Regions from separate parts of the Mus musculus genome. Here region 2 is linked to region 1. Evidence: chromatin loops called from intact Hi-C (ENCODE). Cell type or tissue: left cerebral cortex. All regions are shown on one strand. Links, peaks and the distances in the headings refer to the core of each region. The heading gives the core; the rest is flanking DNA.

Region 1 (2,814 bases), core at 313-2,812:
AAAGAATAATTTTCATTCTTACAAAACTAACTATTTTGGTCAAGACCTCAAGAGGCATTATTCCATGTTATTTCAGTTGTAGAATAAGGCAGGTACATTTGAATATTTTTTTAGAGAAAGAACTCCTTTAAAAGCTTTTTTTAGAAAAGATTTCTATTTAAACAGACAGTCAAATGGAACACCTGATTTTATTGAGACACTAAGAGACAAAATGGCCGGTGGTCTGCTTGGAGATTTCATCACCTGTAGGTTGCTCCAGGGACATGAAGGTTGGGAATTACCATGTGTCAGAGTTAGATGGTAAACCCAGGTTACTGGATTATTGCTTTTGGAAAGTGACATGATCTCTGTCAATGTGTGACTGATTTGTTGCTTCAGTGTCTCTCTGATATTAAATTTTGAGGAGTGGGCTCAAGTTTGTGCTTTGGGGCCATCTATCCTTATTTGTCATATAAAAGAGAGTGCATTCGAGCACTATGTGATGGGAGATGGTGAGGCTTTTTTTTTTTTTTTTTAATTCACTAAGGTCCATCTAAACCATGCTGGGTAGAAATGAAGATACAAGAGATTCTAAGAAATAATTAGATGGCTTAACAAGCCTAATTATCCAAAGGACTACCCACCCTCCAAAGGGGAAAGCAGGTACAGGGCATTTTTTTTAGCCCCTTTTCTCATCTCATGTCATGAGAATGCCAATGAGACTCGTCCACCCTCCACCTCCCACTTCCTGGTGCCAGATCTGTAAGCGCTTAGCCAAGCATGCTGGGAGACACAGAACCACTAAAGGGAAGGAGTAGCCGGATGTCTTGGGTTTTCTTCCCATTCCGTTCTGTTCTGTTCTCCTGACACCACCTCATTACTAGACGTAGGCACTAGACGTGACAGTCAACTACATTTGAACTGAGCAGAGGAGAGGTAGTGAAGGCAGAGTGTGCAGGAGACATGTCTCAAAGGCAGTCTCAGTCACCTAATCAGACTTTAATTTCCATTACAAATGACACAGAAACATCAAGCTCTGTCGTCTCCAACGATACTACACATAAAGGATGGACCGGAGACAACTCTCCAGGAATAGAAGCACTGTGTGCCATCTATATCACTTATGCTGGGATCATTTCAGTGGGCATCCTCGGAAATGCTATCCTCATCAAAGTCTTTTTCAAGACTAAATCCATGCAAACAGTTCCAAATATTTTCATCACCAGCCTGGCTTTCGGAGACCTGTTACTTCTGCTGACTTGTGTGCCTGTGGATGCAACCCACTACCTGGCAGAAGGATGGCTGTTTGGAAAGGTCGGTTGTAAAGTGCTTTCCTTCATCCGGCTCACTTCTGTCGGTGTGTCAGTGTTCACGCTAACAATTCTCAGCGCTGACAGGTGAGTTTCTTTTCTCTGTTCTATTTGCCGGGATGTGAAATTAGGGGAAGAGAGAGAGGAAAAAAAAGAAAGAAAGAAAGAAAGAAAAGCTTGTGCTTAGCATTTACTGGCTACCGGTTGGCTTTTCTCACACTCTGTAACCTAAATGTAAGATTGAAAAAGCAGCAGCCTTTTAAAATAAAAGTTAGAGTAAAAATGTTGAAATGCCTCTGTTAGCATCTGAAGAGTGCTTGAAAAATATGTGCTTTGGGCTGGGGTTTCCTTTCTTTGAAATGTAATTGTTTGCCTGAAAGAATAGCAAACGGTGTTTTTATTTTCCTCCAGCTTATTAAGTCAGGCAAATTGTTGCAGGTGCAAAGAAAAATGCTCATGCTTTATACATTAGTGCAGCCTAGTGGTATAACAGAGTCAACATGAAAACATTGATATAGGTGGGAAATGGACCGTGTATGCATTACCACGTACGAGAGGGACGGTAAAGAGAGAAAATGCATCTAATTTATTTGAAAGTCCCCAGATTATCTAGCGGGAGGTAAACAGTAAGGTTTTCAGCTCCCTGGCAATTCAGTGTCCTGTCATCATTGAATTCTGTTTGTGTTCTCCATGAGCATGGGCTGGCATTGTCATTCCCAGAGAAATAAGTTATTTCTGATGGACTTTTAAAATCCTGTGGCTATAGCCTGTGAAACAATCTCACTGTCAGGGAGTTGGGGCTCTGGGGTAGGGTGTGTTTAGTTTGAATACTGTATTATACTGTAGAGAATATCTATTGCTGAAAAACCATGAAAGCATGAAAAAAAAAAGAGGCTCCAAAGATTAAATTTTTTGAAAGAAGTCCACAGTTAATCAATGTCTGGCAGTACTGGCAGGGCTAGCTTTATATACTGAAATGTGGCAGGAGCAAAAGCTTGCTCTGTGTAAATATTATAACAATTACTATTATTCTACTGCTGCTGTTGTTGCTTTTACTGGTCTATATTCTTCTTGAGGGCAGACTCCCATGAAGGCTACAGGCTTTAAGTTGTCTCTGTCCAAATGAGGAGGCATCATTTCATGGGCCTCAACTTCTGATGTTATCCTAATCTCCTCCACTGATCCATTAAGTTAGGGAATGAAGTAGCCCTTAGGAATGGGGAAAACATGAGCTCTCTGCTTCTTACTGCTGGAAATCTTGTCTAGAAACACTACTTACTCTTCTAGGAGAATTAATTTGATTAACATGAGTCACTTATACATACAGGACTTCCTTAGAATACTTATGGCAACACATAGGTGGCGAATTACTCTCAAGTCACACAGAAAAACATGCTGAAAATGTCCTAAATAAAAAGTCTGCTCTAAAATTACAAAATCATAGATCTGGAATGCCTCATGGGAGTGAATAAGGGACACGCTGATTGGCATAAATAAAATCTCTGTCTTTGGAACCATATCCAGT
Region 2 (2,814 bases), core at 5-2,504, 200 kb before region 1:
TGTCCCTGGTGATTGCTAGAGGACCCTCTTTTCACTAGTGTCTTTGTTGGTGACTGATGGAATGGGATAGAGCTTGAAGAAGTCGCTAGCCTCTGTCCGCTCCTCTCCTAAGGGAGAGAGCCAGGGTTAGACAGACACATGGAACCTTAAAACTCATATCAGCTATATCAGGGTCCTTTCAGCCAACGCTTGCTAGTGTATGCTATGGTGTCATCGTTTGGAGGCTAATTATGGGATGGATCCCTGGATATGGCAGTCTAGGCCGGGGCCTAGCAAACACATAAGTAGATGCTCACAGTCAGCTATTGGATGGAGCACAGGGCCCTCAATGGAGGAGCTAGAGAAAGTACCCAAGGAGCTAAAGAGATCTGCAACCCTGTAGGTGCAACAACATTATGAACTAACCAGTATCCCAGAGCTCTTGACTCTAGCTGCATATGTATCAAAAGATGGCCTAGTCGGCCATAACTGCAAAGAGAGGCCCATTGGACACACAAACTTTATATGCCCCAGTACAGGGGAACGCCAGGGCCAAAAAGTGGGAGTGGGTGGGTAGGGGAGTGGGGGGGGGAGGGTATGGGGGTCTTTTGGGATAGCATTGGAAATGTAAATGAGGAAAATATGTAATAATAAAAAATATTAAAAAAAAACTCATATCAGATACTCTTCACACTGGGACAGACCTGGACACCCCTGCCCACTGTGCCTTTCTTATTTCTTTAAATCTATAATTTTGAAAATGAACATCCTGTCCATTATTGGGGAGAGGATCCATATGGAGTGTGTTGTATGAGACTTTATCAGGAAATCAAGGTATGAAATGTCACCAAACATCCTGGCATGGGACATACTTACCTGTGTGGACTGTCCCTTCCTGTGTAAGAACTGCCTACTTGTGAGTAGCCTCTTCATGTGTAACGATGTGTCTCCCTATCTAAGGATAAGAGACCGGCATTGAAGGGGAAGAGACTTGAGCCATTAACTACATCAGGCAAACCACTCCAGCTCTTCCATCTATGCGAATTCATGAAAGGATCATCCCCAGCTGTTAGTCTCAGTCTTGCCTGGCTTTATACTTGATGCCCCTCTCTGAAATCTGAAATTTATTTGTGACTACTTTTCATTGGAGCCAAACATGTTTGGCTGTTCAGAAAATAAAAGTAGACATTTAAAACCTGAAGGTGTGTTATAGAGGTCATCATGGAAATGGCAACCTAACCCAACCCAACCCAACCCAACCCAAACCAAACAAACAAACAAAAAACCCAACAACAACAAACAAAAACAAAAAGAAAACCAGGCCTTGCTCTTTGGTAAAACTGAGTGTTGCTGCCACCTAGTGGACAAGATGTATCATGCAAGCAAAGTCAACTCTGGTTAGGTCTACAGAAAAACACCAGCCATCAGCCCACTGTTGAGAAATTAGTTAACTCAGGAATTCCACTGGTATATTAGACATCACACTGTTACTTTATTTTCTTTACATTATTTTTGTTTATTTTTTGGAGACAGGGTTTCTTGAAACCTGTGTGTTTCTCTGTACAGCATTGGCTGTCCTGGAACTCACTCTGTAGACCAGGAGGCTTTGAACCCAGAGAACCAGCTGTCTCTGCCTCCAAAGTGCTGAGATTAAAGGAGTCCCCCACCACTACCCGGCTTTTTTTTCTTTTCGAGACAGGGTTTCTTTGTGTATCTCTGGCTGTCCTGGAACTCACTCTGTAGACCAGGCTGGCCTCGAACTCAGAAATTCACCTTCCGTGCCACCACTGCCCTGCCCTTCTTTAATTCTTTTTTAAAAAAAGATTTGTTCATTTACTTTGTGTGAATGTTTTGAGTGTGTGTGTGTGTGTGTGTGTGTGTGTGTGTGTGTGTGAAAGAGAGAGAGAGGGAGAGAGAGAGAGCATGCGTGCTCGTGCATGTCCAGTGCCAGCAGAGGTCGAAAGAGGAGATCTCATTTCCGAAAACTGGTGTTATAGGCAGTTGTGAGCTACCTGATGTTGGGAACCAGGCCTACAAGCCTAGGTCCTGTGCAAGAGCAGTAAGTGCTCTTAACTGTTGAGCCTTCCTTTCACTGTTTCTTCATTAGCTTAAAGCCAATAAATTTTCATTTGAGCATAATGGGTTGGGAGGAGACCTACTCTGGTCTGTAGCTAAGTAGTTAGTTTGTTTGATTTACAGATGCTATTCTCAGAGGCTGCCAGAGGAAGGTAGACTCCAAGCATCCACATATACGGTGTTCTTCCCATGTCCTAGCTAGATTCCCAGGACGTTAGAACATCCGAAAGGAGACCTTTTAGGGCCTTGGGCTAGAAGCTGAAGAGGAACACTGGTTTGACCGAGGTCACACATAGTTGATGTAGGAGAAGCTGGTTTGGTTGAATGGGAGTGGGTATTTGCCAAAGCACCTTGGAAAGACATGGAGCTCCTGGGTCTCAGAGAGGCATCAGCGCTGGGGACATGTTTAAAGGAATCCATTCTGGTTGGGAGGGATTCTGAAGAAACAGAAATGCGGGAAGCTTCAAGCATCAAGAGGCACTCTCTGCTAGGCTAGGGGATGGTGGGGATCACTGGCTGGGGCTTTCACAGAAGCTGAACTGCATCTTCAGTCCTTTCCTTCCCTAGGCTTCCCACCGTTTAGGTTGCAACAGTGTCTCACTAAACTATTCTTCCTGTCCCTGAACTCACGGTGTAGATCCAGCAGGCCTTAAATTTGATATTCTCCTATGTCAGCCTGCAGAGTTGCTGCGATTATGGGTGTGTGTCACCAGGCCCAGTTTAGAATGTCTTTTCTTTTAAAAACAACAGCCCTTCTTC

The links. A loop is a pair of places that touch in the nucleus more often than their neighbours do. Peaks named below come from ENCODE experiments on the same cell type or tissue, not always from the same donor. Only the 100,000 strongest peaks of a DNase experiment are listed, where the experiment ranks them.
Region 2: it touches region 1 in a loop (3-fold over the local background); 3 of 42 quality-filtered maps call a loop at or near these places.

The regions. Positions count from the first base shown.
Region 1 is chrX:57,042,303-57,045,116 of GRCm38, forward strand. It overlaps Brs3 (bombesin-like receptor 3), which reads left to right and starts at 772. Exons shown (of 3, transcript NM_009766.3): 1 at 772-1,376. The coding sequence starts at 943. In left cerebral cortex, for the core only: a CTCF peak has its summit at 1,798; no DNase peak of the experiment used is centred there.
Region 2 is chrX:56,838,223-56,841,036 of GRCm38, forward strand. No RefSeq gene overlaps it. Among named protein-coding and RNA genes, the nearest start is that of Map7d3, 17 kb to the left of the region's middle. In left cerebral cortex, for the core only: a CTCF peak has its summit at 1,355 (motif pointing left); a DNase peak (open chromatin) is centred at 1,347.